Regions from separate parts of the Homo sapiens genome. Here all the other regions are linked to region 1. The links are chromatin contacts, found by Hi-C or POLR2A ChIA-PET in ENCODE. All regions are on one chromosome and are shown on one strand. The core of a region is the stretch at or near the end of the contact, and the rest is flanking DNA. Distances in the headings are between cores, read along the strand shown. Region 1 holds the start of ZBTB25 (zinc finger and BTB domain containing 25). Region 2 has its middle 14 kb from the start of MIR4708. Region 3 has its middle 48 kb from the start of MIR4708. Region 4 has its middle 18 kb from the start of SGPP1. Region 5 has its middle 17 kb from the start of LINC02324.

The links. Hi-C counts contacts between places; a loop is a spot of excess contacts on that map. ChIA-PET counts read pairs that join two places held with the same protein, here RNA polymerase II (POLR2A). Pooled maps may share reads with other maps.
Region 2: a map with no recorded cell type shows a loop between it and region 1 (4-fold over the local background). The contact joins the enhancer-like site here to the promoter of ZBTB25 in region 1. A Hi-C loop is called at or near these places in 1 of 37 single-sample maps with no recorded cell type and 2 of 50 pooled maps. POLR2A ChIA-PET finds 5 or more read pairs at or near these places in 2 of 52 experiments (OCI-LY7 and PC-9).
Region 3: a loop to region 1 is called in a pooled map, with 4 times the contacts of the local background. The contact joins the enhancer-like site here to the promoter of ZBTB25 in region 1. A Hi-C loop is called at or near these places in 2 of 37 single-sample maps with no recorded cell type and 4 of 50 pooled maps. POLR2A ChIA-PET finds 5 or more read pairs at or near these places in 3 of 52 experiments (CD8-positive, alpha-beta memory T cell, HepG2 and activated T-cell).
Region 4: a map of B cell shows a loop between it and region 1 (7-fold over the local background). The contact joins the enhancer-like site here to the promoter of ZBTB25 in region 1. A Hi-C loop is called at or near these places in 1 of 168 maps with a recorded cell type or tissue (B cell), 5 of 37 single-sample maps with no recorded cell type and 6 of 50 pooled maps. POLR2A ChIA-PET finds 5 or more read pairs at or near these places in 2 of 52 experiments (H1 and OCI-LY7).
Region 5: a map of B cell shows a loop between it and region 1 (15-fold over the local background). The contact joins the enhancer-like site here to the promoter of ZBTB25 in region 1. A Hi-C loop is called at or near these places in 1 of 168 maps with a recorded cell type or tissue (B cell), 5 of 37 single-sample maps with no recorded cell type and 8 of 50 pooled maps.

The regions. Positions count from the first base shown.
Region 1 is chr14:64,502,143-64,505,387 of GRCh38, reverse strand. ZBTB25 (zinc finger and BTB domain containing 25) reads left to right here and starts at 1,550. Exons shown (of 3, transcript NM_006977.5): 1 at 1,550-1,727. ZBTB1 (zinc finger and BTB domain containing 1) reads right to left here and starts at 618. Exons shown (of 2, transcript NM_001123329.2): 1 at 442-618. RefSeq lists silencers at 309-418, 529-788, 1,389-1,818 and enhancers at 508-1,178, 1,279-1,368, 2,139-2,238, 2,299-2,418.
Region 2 is chr14:65,319,643-65,322,887 of GRCh38, reverse strand. No RefSeq gene overlaps it. Among named protein-coding and RNA genes, the nearest start is that of MIR4708, 14 kb to the left of the region's middle. RefSeq lists enhancers at 1,202-1,291, 1,512-1,621. Within about 2 kb of position 1,752, at least 6 of the 41 ENCODE cell types and tissues checked have a DNase peak (open chromatin) inside an H3K27ac peak, as active enhancers do; they include OCI-LY7 and PC-9, where a contact is called at or near this core.
Region 3 is chr14:65,285,507-65,288,751 of GRCh38, reverse strand. No RefSeq gene overlaps it. Among named protein-coding and RNA genes, the nearest start is that of MIR4708, 48 kb to the left of the region's middle. RefSeq lists an enhancer at 1,119-1,358. Within about 2 kb of position 1,456, at least 6 of the 41 ENCODE cell types and tissues checked have a DNase peak (open chromatin) inside an H3K27ac peak, as active enhancers do.
Region 4 is chr14:63,744,442-63,747,686 of GRCh38, reverse strand. No RefSeq gene overlaps it. Among named protein-coding and RNA genes, the nearest start is that of SGPP1, 18 kb to the right of the region's middle. RefSeq lists an enhancer at 1,176-1,605. Within about 2 kb of position 1,531, at least 4 of the 41 ENCODE cell types and tissues checked have a DNase peak (open chromatin) inside an H3K27ac peak, as active enhancers do; they include B cell and OCI-LY7, where a contact is called at or near this core.
Region 5 is chr14:65,204,099-65,207,343 of GRCh38, reverse strand. No RefSeq gene overlaps it. Among named protein-coding and RNA genes, the nearest start is that of LINC02324, 17 kb to the left of the region's middle. RefSeq lists an enhancer at 2,203-2,312. Within about 2 kb of position 1,748, at least 7 of the 41 ENCODE cell types and tissues checked have a DNase peak (open chromatin) inside an H3K27ac peak, as active enhancers do; they include B cell, where a contact is called at or near this core.

The sequences.
Region 1 (3,245 bases), core at 301-2,800:
CGCGCCCAAGTCTGCAGCCTCGGGCTCCGGGACACTTCCCCTCCCACCCGCCGCCGAGCCGCAGCTGTAAGTTGAGAGAAGCGGGCTCTAGGCACGTCAATCAACCGGGTTCTCCCGCCTCCCGTCTACACCTCCCCTCCCCCCTCGAAAAAAATAAAGGCAGAGAAAGAAAGAAAAGAAGGTAACTAATTTGGGAACTAGTCTCCGTAGGGGCTTCGCCTCCGACTCAGGGAGGCCGCACGCCCGGGACCTGACGCGCCGGCAACAAGCAGGCGGCCTGGCAGCCGCCCGTCACCGGGTCCTCGCAGCGCGTCCGCCGCGCTCCGGCTCCCCGCACGGATCGGCGCCCCTCCGGCCCCGCACTCCGCCAGGCCCGCGGCCCGTCGCCCTCCGGCCTGGGCCAAAGTTGCGCAAATAGCCCCACAACTGGCAAATACTTACCGGCCGCAACAGGAACCAGAGCTGCGGAGATTTTAGGGAGTTTAAGGCAAATCAGCCGCGGGAAAGGCGGGCGAAGGCGAAGGGGCCGCGAGCTGCAGTGGCGGCGGCGCGCGGCGCTCGGCGCTCGGGCTGGGCTGCGCGGAGAGGCTCTGGCTCTGCCAGGGACTGTGCTGCAACAAAGGACTTCCGCTGCCGCACAGCCGCGCCTGCCGCACCGCACTGAGCCGGCCCCGCTTACGCGGCGACTCCGGGTCTGCCCACCAGTTCGCTGCGGCGTCCGCCAGCCTTCCCCTCCCTCTCGCCCGCCCACCCACTCTGCCGCTGGCTGCTAGGGGCACCCGCGGTCGCCTGTTTGTTGCAACAAGTTTCTGCGTCGAGCTCCGAGGAGGCTGGCGCAACCCGCACCGCGGGGGCCGTCGCGGCGGCGGCGGCTTGACCACCCCTCTTGCCCCTCTCAAGGGTAGGCTTGGGACCTCCTCCTCCTCCTGTTTGCACAGCTGGATGGAACTGGGCTCCTCCCGACTCCCCAGGGCAGGATGCGAGGCTGCTTTCCCACTCCGTCCAGATGTCAGACCCCTGCCCGTTGGGCCCAGCAGCTGGGCCGTCACTCGCGGTCCGCCTCGAGTGCTCCGGCAACCTCGCCCTGCCCCGTCGGTTCAGGGTCGCCCAGTCCCCGCGCCCCCCCGACCCCACCTTCCGTGGGCCTGCTGCCTCTGGCCCTGAGTCACTTCCCCCGCCATGCCCCACCTCGCCCAGTCCGCCTCTCCACCCAGGCTCCCGCGGCTCGGCCTCCCTGGCCCCGCGCCCTCATCCCTTCCCCAGCGAACACGCGGGCGCATCCTTCCCCACCCCCACCTTCACCCCAGAACTGAGGGGGTGCCTGTGCTTTTGCACACCCTGGGGAAAGTCCCCGGGTCACGCGGTTGTTTGTGGGGAGCCTGTGACGCTCAGGCTTGTCCCTATGCTTCCGCCTACAGAGTCACAACTGCGAACTGTGGCGGCGGCACTCAGAGCGCGGGCCGACCCCCGCCCGGCCACTGAGGCGGGCGGGCGGGAGGGCGCGCACGTACGCACGCACGCACGCACGCACACCCCGGCCCTGGCGCCCCTCTTTCCCCTGCTACCAGACACGCGGTCACGTGGGGCCATCGCGGGCTGCCGGCGCGGGAAGCCGCGCGAGAGGCGGCCGAGGGGTGCGTGAGCCGGCGCCACTGCTTGCAGTGCGCGGCTTGGGAGCCCGCCCCTCCTGCACGGAGGAGTCGGCCTGCCGCCGCGGCGGCATCTGGGTAAGCGACGCGGTCCTGCCCCTGTGGGCTGCCCCGGGCTCAGTCCCTCCTGCCGCGAGCCACCCAGGGCGGCGGCCTGCAGCTGCACCAGTCGCGGGACAGATGCAAGTAGCTGGGGAGAGGGGTGTTTTTGGTCCGATTGAGATGTCAGGCAGGGCACAGGAGGAAAATACATCCGCGAGTGAGCGCTGGGCCGACAATACCCAGAACCACCCTTTGCTGCTCGTAGGAGCGGCTGCCGGGGCCTGATTCAGGGTGGCACACGGGGTGCCGCGAAGGTGCAGAGCCGTCCCGGCCGCGGGTCCGGGTGCGACCCCCAGCAGGAAACCCCAGTAGGCCTGCGGCCTCCCTCGGGTAGCGCCGACCCCTCTTACGAGCGGGCGACTTTCCAGATGCTGGGAGGACGCTGCGGCTACTGTTTCCACTCCCAGCTTGTGATTACCTCGTTTCTAGGGCAAGAAGACATCCCCCCCTTTTCTATCTTCAAATTATGTTTATCTTGTTCTAAGCATATCCGGTTTTTCTTTTTGAAGCTTGACCCATCTTATCACCGTCTTCTCTGGCACTCAGTATTTGGAGTAATCAGTTGTTACCAGTTGCGGAGGCAGCGCATAGCACAACGTAGTACCTGGAACCTGACGGCACCTAGCATGTTTCAACAGTTAGCGCCCGCATCACCCCAAGGGATTAAATTTGGCATTCTTTCTCTTGAGACTCAAGTCCTGGCAGAGCTGTTGATCCTCTCACAAGATTCTGTCATGTATGTAAAGTACACTTTGGAATCTTAAATTTTAGAGCCGAGAGGTGCCTTATAGAAAATCTGTTTCATCCCTCTCGTTTTACAGAGAAGACACCAGGCCTGAAGAGCGTGATGTAGCTGGAGCTAGCTACACCTCTTGATAGCTAAGACTCCAAGGCTCCAGACACCTTGGTGATTGCACTCTCCACCATGCCAGGACCGCAGTGCCAGTTTACCCCACTCACCTGTAGAGAATGTATCCGGCGGAGGTCATTATATATACTTGGCTTGATTCAGGTTATGGAGAAGTCAGGCATGGCCACTGTGTGGGTTTGATGGTATTTCTAGGTGAGGTAGGCCGCCTATGGTGTATTTTTGGAACTAAAAGCCTACACCCCCCAGCCACCCCTGAAAGTTTCATTGCTGTTCTCTATTATTTGCAGCATTGGTTGCTTCCTTATGTTAAGGCATCAAAGTCTTCTTTAACAATCTGGATATATTTTAGTTAAGGGTAAATCGTGAATCCGTTATCGGACATCAACTCCTTAATAGGGAACAGAACACTGATGGGATATGACATGGAACAGATTAATTCTGAGAGCTGGCAGTCAGTGAAATATCAAGGTGTGGTCAGGAAGAAAACAGAAAGGAACCCACGTAACCTGCTAACACCTTTTTTGTCCAGTCCTACCTTGAATGTCTTATTTGCATGTAGTAGAGATGGATTCTGCTCAAGTTGGCCGCTGTTTACTGAGTACTTGCAGTGGGCCAAGTATCAT
Region 2 (3,245 bases), core at 503-3,002, 820 kb before region 1:
AGCCACTACACCCGGCCGACATAAGACGTTTTGTTGGCTAACATTAGTACAGCACCCTAGAGTTTGTAAAGTGCACTCAGATCGATGGTCTTAATTGATCCAGTTGCACACAAACCTTATCATGATGTTCTGATTGTGAGCCATCAGTAAATAGTGGTGGTACTGAAGTTCTCCAGAACATGTCTCAGTCAGGGAAACCCTTCAATATGGTCTTACAAAGAAATATTAGTTTATTTGATAACTGAAAAGACAGAGGGTCTTGCTCTGTCACCCAGGCTGGAGTGCAGTGGCTTGATCATGGCTCACTGCAGCCTTGAGCTCCTGGGCTCAAGTGATCCTTCCACCTCAGCTTTCTGGGTAGCTGGGACTAGAGGCACACACCACCACACCCAGCTAGTTTTTAATTTTTTTTTTTTGTAGAGGTGGGGTCTTGCTATATTTCCCAGGTTGGTCTTGAACTCCTGGCCTCAAGTAATCCTCCTGCCTTGGCCTCTCAAAGCACTGGGATTACAAGTGTGAGCCACTGCACCTAGCCATAAGATATATTTAAGACAAAAGCTAATTGGTGTTGGCAGGTAAAACTCAAGAAAGGTGCAGGTATCCAGGTCCTCTTCTCTCCCTGGATCCTGTAGACAGTTGGGCTTTTTGGGGTGCAGCTGGATGCACCATCAATCATCTGAGGAGGGACCCCTGGTACCTCTTCCTTTTCATAGGTCAACTTGAGAGGGACTTTGCTGTGGTGGGAAAGTATTTCAGGGTTCAGACACTGATCAGCATGAGCATAGGGGCCCAAGGCTTAAGGAAGTGCTATGAAATGCCCAGCTAGTGTCTTCAGATCTCCTGGTACCATAGGAAGTTGAAGTTGGGCACAGCCAGCCTCTCCTCTTGGGGAAACAGTAAGGTAGCCCATTGCCAGGCAAACCCAAAAGGAGCTCTTAGGACCATTCATTGGATATTCCTATTTGTCACACCACACTTTCTACCCATATCCCCCAAACTTAGCTAGTACTTAGAACATAAAAAGTACTCCAAAAATAACTACAGCTGCCATTAATTGAGGGCCTATTGTGTGCAAGTGACTTGGCATATTTTATCACTAGTTCTCACAATGACTGTGCAAGATAGGTATTATTAGCTCTATTTTATAGATGAGGAAACAGAAGCTAGAGAAGGCTAAGTGACTTGCTTAGTAATATGCAAGTCACATAGAGCTAGTAAATGGTGGAGCTGAAATATGAACCCATATCTCTGTGACTCCTTTTACCCCCAGGCTATGTAGCCTGTCACTGTGAACATAGTCTCTCTCCTCTCCTCCCCACTGGCCCCCGTACATGTGTGTCTGTCTGTCTCCAGCTCGACCTCTCCCTGTCCTGCTGTCTCTGTTTCTCTCTCATCTGTGGGTAGGTTCCCACCACTTCCTTTCCTGAAGTCCATGCCTTGCGTGCCTGCCTACTGAAATGTGCTTCACCAGTGAGGCCTCCTGACCCTTCTGCATTGTCACAAGCTGGCCTGGATGATTTTTCTCACCTCACCCAGTCTAGTTTGCTCTCTACCTTCCAAGCCCAGCAGGTACTTGAAAAGTAGTGGTCATCTGCTGTTAGTAAAAGCTCCAAGTAAGAAAAATGTAAGCTAAACTAGGAGCAGAACAAAAAGGAAGTTAAGAGATAAGAACCAAACCTGGTTTCTTGGCAGGGCACTTAGGGAAAGAATGACCCAAGGTCAGTCAAACCTGCACCCTAAAGCAGGAAGGGCCTCTGGCCTTTTCACTCAGCAAGATGCTCAGGGGACAACCCAGAACATAGTGACTCTGGCTGAGGACGCTGTTACATTCCCCAGGGACTTGTAAGGCCTAACAATCACCATCCTCCTCCCGCTCCTCCTCATCAAATGCATTTATTAAACAGCCTAATTATTAAACAAGGCAGGTGGAAGAGAAAGGTGGGAAATTGGAAGGTTGAATCAAGCTTTTTAAAAAGCTAGAAAAATGACTCACTTTGTGTAACCTCTCATTTGGAGAAAAAAGTGGATGTTCCTGATCCAGCCAGGTACATTTTTAGACCTGTAGGGGAGAGATAGGGAAACAGACCATTTTTTCTCTCAGTCACAACTACTGTGAGCTCAGAGCTGAACTGCCAGGCCTCTAGAATAAATTCAGAGGATTTATTCTTCCAACAAGGGCCAGAAAACTGACAGAATCACAGGCAAGAATAATATCTGTTCAAGTCAATGTTTAGAATATTAGAAGTGTGAAGACATTTTATTAGCAAATCCACCAGATTTTCTCCTTAAGGTAAGAAATTGTGCTCTATTTTTTTCTCCTTCCTTTTTCTTTCTTTCTTTCTCTCTTTCTTTCTCTTTCTCTCTCTCTCTTTCTTTCAGAGTCTCACTCTATTGCCCAGGCAATCTCAGTTCACTGCAACCTCCACCTCCTAGGTTCAAGTGATTCTCCTGCCTCAGCCTCCTGAGTAGCTGGGATTACAGGCATGCACCTCCATGCCCAGCTAATTTTTGTATTTTTAGTACAGAGAAGGTTTCATCATGTTGACCAGGCTGGTCTCAAACTTCTGACCTCAGGTGATCCACCCACTTTGGCCTCCCAAAGTGCTGGGATTACAGGCATGAGCCACCACGCCCAGCTATTTAGTTTTAAATCCTGGGATGGAGCCCAGTGTCTGACACAGAGAGATGCTCAATAAATGTTTGCTAGGGCCAGGCATGGTGGCTCATGCCTGTAATACCAGCACTTCAGAAGGCCAAGGCAGGAGAATCATTTGAGCCCAAGAGTCCGAGACCAGCCTGGGCAATATAGCAAGATCCCCATCTCTACAAAAAAAAATTTAAAACAATTATATTGAAAAGCTTACTAGGATAAAATTGAAGGCAAGAGCTGAGTCTTGCACAATTTTGTATTCCATTCAGTGCCCAGCACTAAGTGAATGAGTGCCTGCAGGCATTAATGAATGAAAAATGCACTTTTTGATTTGCCTTTGAAGGAAAGCATATGCCTTTGCAAGCAGTGGTATCATCTTCCTAATTATCCAAGAAGTCTGTGTTCTCTTCTTAATTTCATTTTGATTTTGTTCCCTTAAGAAGACAGAGCTTTTGCTAAACGAATCTGGCTACTAAAAAGAAACAGTTCTGCTGGCTTTTCTTCTTCCTCATGTAGTGGCAAACAGTCCTGAACTTCTGGATCTGTCAAGGTATTTCCTATGTTCCTGTCTGGGCACAGGTCAGGATTCTCCCAG
Region 3 (3,245 bases), core at 207-2,706, 780 kb before region 1:
ATACGTTGCAGCTATTGTTTATAACGCCTGTGATCATAGGCACAGCCACATTATTATTATTATTATTATTTTTTGAGATGGGGGTCTGACTCTGTTGCCCAGGCTGGAGTGTCATGGCGCTCACGGCAACCTCTGTCTTCTGGGCTCAAGTGATCCTCCCTCCTCAGCCTTCAGAGTAGCTGGAACCACAGGCAAACATCACTGCACCCAGCTAATTTTTTGTATTTTTCGTAGAGATGGGGTTTCACCATGTTGCCCAGGATGGTCTCAAACTCCTGGGCTCAGGTGATCCTCCTGCCTCGGCCTCTCAAAGTGCTGGGATTACAGGCATAAGCCACCGCGCCTGGCCACAGCTGTCCCCCCAAATATTTCAAGTAGGCATCTACTGAGACTTAATACCCACACAACAACCTTATGAAAAAGTAGGCTTTATGTATGGGGAAGGTGAGGCACAGACATGTTGACTACCTTGCCTACTGTTTTTTTTCACACAACCAAAATATGGAGGCTCTGGGATTTGAACCCAGGGCTCTCCGACTCCTAAGTCCCGTTAGGAACCTGCACATTATTCCATTTCTATGAAGGGGAGGGAAAGAGCTCCTCACTTAAGTATACCAACAGTTCTCAAATCACTTGAAACTCACCAGCAGCCATGACCGTCCCCCCAGGGGAAGTAGGTAGCCAGATTTCACCTCATTCTACTTCTTTACCAGACAGAAAAATGGAGCAGAACCCAAACTGGTGGCTTGATAAGGGAACACTCAGAAAAGTAAAGGAAGTGGTGGTGCTGAAGCACCCTGCTGCCTCTTACCTCAAAGATCCTTCCACCAAACAAATACCACCCACCTTCGAAAACAGTCGTTGTGGTTGGAACAATGTCTGCATAAAAATAACCGGGCTTATCTTACTCAATCTTGCTTCCCTTCCTTGTCGGGAAAATGTCTGCCCTTCTGGTCTAGTCGGTGCAAGAGAGGCTTCCTGCCCGGTGTCCAGCACTGAGGGGGTGTCGCAGCTATGGTCAGCCTCCCTCTGCGGCCCCTGAAGCAAGCAGAGAGCGCCTCAGACCTCGTGTTGGGACCTGAGCGCGCAGCCCGGCTCCCAGGCCCCCAGAGGGCGGGTTCCTGGCTCCGCTCAGAGGCCTTTCAAGCCCCATTAGCCTCCAGCTCAGAGGCCCCTGGGCCCACCTACACTCTGGCCCCTGATGGGCTCGGATGACAACTCAAAACCCACATCCTGAGGGAATTCTGATGAAACCTTTGAAGGCTCCATGTCTTGGGGAAGACCAGGTGGGCGTGAAAGTCGGTCTCAGCGGAGACGCCCAGGGGCGCGTGGGCCCTAGAAAGGCCCGGCTGTCCCGAGCACGGCCTGGAGTGAAGCAGCTGGTGGAGAACACGGGCGCAGGTGTGAGCCTGGTGAAAGCGTGGGCTGCTCAGTGCTCTGTAGAGAGCAGCTGCAAACAGTGAGGAGGAGGCTCATGGTCTGGGCCCTCGCAGGGATGGGCAAGGCATGGCCCTAATGAATCTGGCTCCAAGCACACCCCCTCTAGCTTAAGCTTGGGGACTGGGAAAGGAGGAGGCCCAGGGGGCAGAGCTGAGAGGACATCTCAGGAGTTAGGGTTACCAAGCAACTGAAGAAGACGTAGGAGCAGCTCCTAGCTGAGTATGCCCGGGGTGCAGCACCGAGAATGCCTGGCGGGGAGGGTTGGGAGGGAGGGCTTGCCTTGCCCAGTCATACTTGGAACTTAGATCCTTGGATTTTAATGCTCTTGTGGAAGACATGAGACAAGATCTTGGACCGAGGAGGTGAACATCTGTTGCATTTTATCCAGTATATTCCTGTCTTATAGTGAGAGACTATTTAAGAATATTAAGTTCCCCATATTGATGTAAAGAGAAGTCCGAATGGACTCTTTAAAAAATTTTAAATGTATGTTAAACTTTCCATCATGGAACATTTTACCCACCGCCCTCCCTCCCCATCACCTGGATTATTTTGAAGCAAAATCCAGTCATCGAATCATTTCGCCCATACATAGTCCAGTCAGTATCTCTAAATTTTAGAGCTGTTATTCTCAGCCCAGGACAGTTTTGCCCCCTAGGGGACATTTGGCAATATGTGGAGACCTTTTTTTGTTTTTACAACGTTGGGGGGAGGGGGTGTGCACCCAGCATCTAGCTACTGGAAGACAGGGTAGAAACAGGGCTGCTACGAAACATTCTGCAATGCACAGGCCAGCGCCTCACGACAAAGAACTACATGGCTCAAAATAACAATTGTGACAAGGTCGAAAACCATGTTTTAGAGTCTAAAAGAGAAGAACACTCTAAATACATCACTACAATATTGTTAGCATTCATAAAAACAATAATTCCTTAATATAGAATATCTGATTAATATTAAAATTTCCCCGATTATCTTGTACATTTAAAAAATTTGGGGTTTAAATCAAGATCCAAATAAGACTCATACATTGCAATTGGTTGATATATTTCTTTTTGTTTTTTTCCTGCATCCAATCATCCATTATAGTTGATATATTTCTTAGGTCTTCTTGAATCTACAGGTTCCCATCCCTCTTTTTTCCTTTTATTTATTATAAAACAGATTTATTTTTAATTACAAAAGAGTACACGACTACATTCCTGACATCAAACTTGAAACATACAGGTAAAGCAAACATTTCCTACCTATGACAGTCCAATCCCAGTCCTCTCCCCAAAGAACTCATTTATCAAAATTGTGTGTGTATTGGTTAAGATTATATTCAACTGGCCGGGCACACTGGCTCACGCCTGTAATCCCAGCACTTTGGGAGGCCGAGGTAGGTGGATTACCTGAGGTCAGGAGTTCGAGACCAGCCTGACCAATATGGTGAAACTGCGTCTCCACTAAAAATACAAAATAGCCGGGCGTGGTGGCGCATGCCTGTAATCCCAGCTACTGGGGAGGCTGAGACAGGAGAATTGCTTGAACCTAGGAGGTGGAGGTTGCAGTGAGCCGAGATTGCACACTGCACTTCAGCCTGGGTGACAGAGCGAGACTCCATCTCAAAAAAAAAAAATTATATTCAACTACATGTTTCAAAAAACATAATAATAACAAAAGCTTTAATTTTATTTATTTTTCAGAAAGATAAGCCAAGGAATAGGCAGTCCAGGGCTAATATGGCACCTCCATGAAGTTTTTAGGGTCCCAAGTTTCTTCTAGCTCCCTGCCCTACCATCTGTGAATGTGGCCCCCATCCT
Region 4 (3,245 bases), core at 282-2,781, 760 kb after region 1:
AAATGTTTTGTCCTCACTGTATCAACAGAAACAAAAAGTGTTTATTTCAGCCTGGCCAACATGGTGAACCCCCCCGTCTCTCCTAAAAATACAAAAATTAGCCAGGCATGATGGCACGCCTGTAATCTCAGCTACTCTGGAGGCTGAGACAGGAGAATCACTTGAACCTGGGAGGTGGAGGCTGCAGTGAGCCAAGATTGTGCCACTGCACTCCAGCATGAGCAACATTGCAAGACTCCGGCTCAAAAAAAAAAAAAAAAAAAAAAAAGGTTTTTTAACCACACTTTGGTTAAGGTTCTTTTTTTCCTTCCCCCAGGACCCTGACCAGCAGAAAGCCACTCCTTAAAGGCACTCGCTGAGGATAGGAGGCCTTCAGGGTAAAGCATTATCTGACCTACTCTCCCATCAGTCCACCCTTTATCCCACCTTCCCATACCTGGTTCTTTCTAGCCTAGTTCTTTCTCTAAAAGAAAAACCCTTTTTGCCTAACTTTTGAAAACTTACCTGTCTTAAGGTCACATGTTTCTATTGCAATGCTGTTGGCCCTTTGTATCCGCGAGTTCTGCATTCGGGGATTGAACCAAACACGGATCAGAAATGTTTAAAAAATACAAAATAACAATGCAGCGATAAAAATAATGCAAATTTAAAAACCAAGCCCGGGTGCAGTGGCTCACATCTGTAATCCCAGCCCTTTGGGAGACTGAGGTGGGCAGATCACCTGAGGTCAGGAGTTTGAGACCAGCCTGGCCAACATGGTGAAACCCCGTCTCTAACTAAAAATACAAAAAAATTAGCTGGGTGTGGTGGCACGCCTGTAATCCCAGCTACTCAGGAGGCTGAGGCAGGAGAATCACTTGAACCCAGGAGGTGGAGGTTGCAGTGAGCCAAGACCATGCCACTGCCCTCCAGCCTGGGCAAAAAAGCAAGACTCCATCTCAAAAACAAATAAACAAGCAAACAAACAAAAAACTAACAGCTATTTTCATAGCATTTCCATTGTATTCGGCATTATAGTAAACGAGCAATGGTTTAAAGTACATGAGGATGTGTGTAAGTTATATGTGAATACTACACCATTTTATATCACAGACTTCAGCATCTGCAGCTTTTAGTGTGAAACCAACTTTTTCAAAACTATGACAGTAAGAGAAATCTGACATAGTCGACTCAATCTTGCTTCTGACACCAAGGTCGCCTCCTGGACATGGGCCAAGCTAACTTCGAGAAGAATTTGGTTTATACTTTAACTTGAAAGCAAGGACAGTAGTAATCCTTCCCCTAAAACTAACGCCCTCCTTGCTCAGGGACCAAAACCTACCTTTGTAAGACTAATGAAAGGCCACAAGAATAGGATCATGGGAGGGGCTTGAACTCTGCTATGCTTGAACTCTGCTAAAATGTAGGCGTAGTTTCCAACCCCCTGCTGCTCAGGAGTCACGTGGCCAGAGGTCACAAGATTTGTGACTTCCCCAATTGCTCCTATAGATAACATCACTACTGTAGAACCTCAGATTGGTTTTATTTTTAGATGTTTTTCAGACGGACCCCACCTGTACTTGTGACTCATGACTCAACTGCTCCTGTGGCCCTATCCAGAGGTGGACTCAGTGCATGAGGACAGTGTTCCTTACACCTATGATTTCATCCACAACAAGTCAGCAGCACCCATTCCCTAGCCCCCACTGCCCACCAAATTGTCCATAAAAACCACAGCCTCTGAGCCTTCTGAGAGACTGACTGATTTGAGTGGTAACTCCAGTTTTTTCCCATATGGGTCAGCCTTGTGTCAATTATATTCTTTCTCTACTGCACTGCTGCAGTCTCAGTGAATTGATTTTGTCTGTGCAGTGGGCGATTACAAGGTATGAGGGCAGTTGGGAGGGGGTACTGGAACCAATCCCCCATGGATACTGAGGGAGGACTGCAGCAGTCCTCTCCCCACCATAATAATTCTGTTGGATTTGGTTTTTAGTTGGCATAGTCTATCTTTGTATGTAGAATTCTAAAAATTGATTTTATATTATTTTATTCTAACAGGAGATATTTTCTGAATACCCTACCTCTGCCTCTCCTATCCCTTGCCACTCCTCTTGTTCAGGACCTTAATAACCTCATCTTTCCCCATTACATTACTATCTAGATTCCTCAGCTCCCATCTTAGTTAATTTCTCCTTCCTTCCTCCCTTCCTCCCTCCCTCCTTCCTTCCTTCCTTCCTCTCTCTTTCTTTCTTTCTCTCTTTTTCTTTCTCTCTCTCTTCTCTCTCCTCTCTCTCTTCTCTTTCTTTCTTTTTTTTTCTTGTTGCTCAGGCTACAGTGCAATGGTGCGATCTCGGCTCACTGCAACCTTCACCTACTGAGTTCAAGCAATTCTCCTGCCTCAGCCTCCCAAGTAGCTGAGATTACAGACGTCTGCCACCACGCCTGGCTAATTTTTGTATTTTTAGTAGAGATGGGGTTTCACCATATTGGCCAGGCTGGTCTGGAACTCCTAACCTCAGGTGATCCTCCCTCCTCGGCCTCCCAAAGTGTTGGGATTACAGGGGTGAGCCACCGCACCTGGCCTAATTTTTCTTATTACTAGCAAATTAGTCTTCCTAAAGATTACTATTCCAATCCCAGCATTCTTTTGTCCTCTTTTTGTTCCTTTTTGTAGCTCTCTGTTGCCAAAGAATAAAGTACAATTTTGTAGCATCGATTTTAAATTTTTCCACAGTGAGGTTTAACCTCATCTCTTCATTCTCTAATGAACACTTTCAGCTGTTTTAAAAACCTACAAACCTACCTAGCTATTTCTAGTCTCACCATTGTTACCCTAATTAACAGAGGCTCTCTAAACAAAAATTATATTTATTTGGGAATAGGACATTGCAATGTGCCATAGTAAATGATGCATATTCAAGGAGGTAAAGGAAGACAAACTTTTTGTTTGTTTGTTTGTTTTGTTTTGTTTTTAACACAGCTGTGCTTGGAAAAGGTTTTTGTTCTTAATTTTTTAAATTTATTTTATTTTGAGATGGGGTGCCACTCTGTCACCCAGGCTGGAGCGTAGTGGTGTGATCTCGCCTCCCTGCAACCTCTGCCTCCTGAGCTCAAGCAATTCTCCCATCTCAGCCTCTTGAGTAACTGAGACCACAGATGCTCACCACCATGTCTGGCTAATTTTTTTGTATTTTGGTAGAGATGGGGTTTCACCATGTTGCCCAGACTGGTCTCGAACTCCTGAGCTCAAGCCATCCATTTGC
Region 5 (3,245 bases), core at 499-2,998, 700 kb before region 1:
ACAGAAGCAGAAGGGGAGAAACAATTTCCAAGCCCTGAACACACATGCAGAGTCGCACCCACAGTTGGCTTAATTTAACATGACACAAAAAACGTTCCTGGCTAAACCGCTGCATATTAATTTGGACAATTACTTTCAGCCAGTGGCGTGCTAGGGCCAGCTTATACTGGCTCCAGAGAGGCAATTGTTAAACACTCAGAATTTTAACAGCAGGTTGGTGTCTTGAAATCGGCCACTGTTGGAAGTATTTACACCAAGGAAATTGGCAAATGTTATGAACTAGGGCATTTGGGGTGGGAGAAAAGAGCCACTTTACCAGCATACTCCTGCCTTTAGCCCAACTCAGCATTTCCTCCACCCACAAACTCTCAGTTTTGTTTGGTCTATTTCCCTCACTTACGCTTTAGTAGAGGCCGTATAGTGCAGTTAAGAGGAGGGGCTATAGGGCCATACTATCCTTGTGCAAGTCTATACACTAGCAATGGGACCCTGAGCACACTGCTTAATATCTCTATGATTCCTTGTTCCCATCCCTATGACTAGAGCTGTTCATTGCACCTTCTCATAGGATTTTCATGGGGTTAAATGAGTTAATACATTCAAAGGACCTAGAGCAGTGCCTGGAGAAAAAGGAGCTCCACAAGTATTAGCTATCATCATTCTAAAACTGAAATTTCAGTTAGTTCTCTTATTTTACTTTTGTGGTTAGAAGATGCAAATATCTACTCACCAGTTTAAACCCTGCACTGCTTGCTGAATATAAATATCCCCAATGCCTCACTTTTGGGTGAGTAATACCAGGTCAACTCACGCCTTCTTCCTCTCAAAAAAAAAAAAAAAGGAATAGCAGTGATACATGGTAAAAAGCCTACTCATACTATGATTCCAAAATGTGGGTATTGGTTTTGCATCTCATTTCCAGAATTAGAAAAAGTCTCCTCTGTATTTAGTTTTTATAAGTTCTCCTTTTTTTTTTTCCCATTTCAGTTTTAAGATGCGCTGTATTTTTCTTATTTTCAGGGTCCCGAAATCAGGATGGGTGTTTCAGTTGATGCATGCGTTTGATGTGGTTGTGTTTCTTTTCCTCCGCCTAAAAGCAGTTATTAAAATGATGGCGTTTGCAGATCTAGATTTGAAAGAAAAGAATAATGGTGCATCTTGCAATCAATAGTGTTTTAGAATCCAGGAAACACAGTAATAATACTCAACGAAAAAGTCAGTTCTAGGATGCCAGCTTCCGCATCCAGTGTCTTGTCCCCAGGAGCACGATGTTCCAAGGGTGGGGCTGTGTCCTGTTGTGCCTGCTGCAGCCATGCTTTCTTTCCTTTAGGATCAGTGTTGGTGGGGGCTTGGCCCAGGATTGGATGGTATCTTGTTTTGTTTTTTTGAGATAGAGTTTCACTCTCTCGCCCGGGCTGGAGTGCAGTGATCGCAGCCCACTACAGCCTCGAATTCCTGGGCTCAAGTGCCCTCCTGCCATGGCCTCCCAGTTCTGGGACTACAGGCATTAGCCCCTGTACCCAGCCATGGATGTTTTTTAAGTGTGCAAAGATTCCTCCTCATTCTTCAATTAAAAGCATAGTGAACCATCTGCTGGGCTGGGATTGGACTATGAGAGAGAAAAGCACTAAGACAAGCTGAAAACACAGGTGAAAGTAGCAAGCAGGCTCCCAAATAAAGAGCAGGCCCAGCTCTGCCAGTCAGCACGCGCACACACACACACACACACACACACACACACACACACGTTATGTTTTTGAGTCACGCCCCTTCCTTGTTCCACATGATTGGTCTACACTTCACACTTCCCCTATAATCTCAGTTTCTTTCACCTGGTTTCTTGCCCAAACAGCTTGTTGGGTTTAAGAAGGAGAAATCTATAAAAGAATTGAAGTCTCTTCAGGGAAGGGCCTAGCAGAGCAATTCTGGCTGTGGCAACTCCCCTGGGGTGGCTCCTCCCTAGCCATCTCCTGAGCACACAAGCAAGGACCCTTTCCTCTCAGCTGTCACTCTGGACATGTGTAATGATCCCAATACAGGAGACTCTGAGCCGCAGCCCCTAGGCCCACCTTACGTGTGAGAACTCTCCTGTGTGAGGCCGAGGCAAAGCTGCACGGGATCCTGAGAGAGCAGCAGCCAGAGCAGAAGCTGCAGGAGAGACTGGCACATGGAAGCCAGCCTGTCTCCACAGCCCATGTTCTTGTTTTGTTCTAACTCTACGTGCTTTGGTCGGTTTCCCCTACAACACAGCAGCAGCAGGTGGGCGCACAATGCAGGGACCGGCCCACCCTGACATGGCTGTGTTTGGCAGCCCTGCACACCCCCTTTTCTTTTTTTGCAGGAGTCAGGAGACTGGGGTGGAAGAGGTGGAGACCCAGTCATATCAGGCAAGGGAGGTCTGCACTGCGCTGCAGCCAGAAGGCTAACAGATCACATCCCCACTGTCCCTTCCCAGCTCTGCTCTCCTGCTCTGTGGAGCAGGCCTGGCTGGATACCCCACATGCTACTGCTCTGCATCCACCCCACCCCCACATTCACACTGAAGCCACAGTCCCCAGGCTTACTCCCAGCCAGTGCTGAGCAGGGGTGCAGGGGGTGGGCACTAAGCAGGCCATTTCTGCAAGATCCAGGACTCCTCCAAAGGGCAGCTTTGGCCCAGAGACTCCTCCTCCACCCAGCTGAACCTTTCTCAGAGCCGGGCTGCAGCCTAAGTCTCCCTACCTGTGCAGTAAAGAATTGAACCTTGCCCCTCAAAGAGGTCTAGTCTTTACCCTTGGCCCCCGGGAGGTCATCTTTGTTTGCCTGGGGGTCTTAGGCTGGCCAGATAGTAACAGTGTGACTTAGGGTGGGGAGTAGCCACACCAGAAAAGCCAACATTATGATTTGCATGGGGCTTGGGGTCACCAAGGTACCAACCAGGGCTCGAGTAAGCTTCCCTGCAGGGCACCCTTCAGATCCCCATCTCCTCACAGATACCTTGTTTATAAACCTCCACTAGCAGGATTCTGGAATTAAACACAGTAGCAGTTGATTGGCCCTTTGCAAATGAATTGAAATGGACCAATAAAAATGGAGAAATACACATACTCAGCAAATTATAGTAACATAGGCTTCATCCATCTACAAGTAAGAGAAAATGGCTGGGCACAGTGGCTCACACCTGTAATCCCAGCACTTTGGGAGGTCGACGCAGGTGGATCACATGAGGTCAGGAGTTCGAGACCAGCCTGGCTAACATGGTGAAA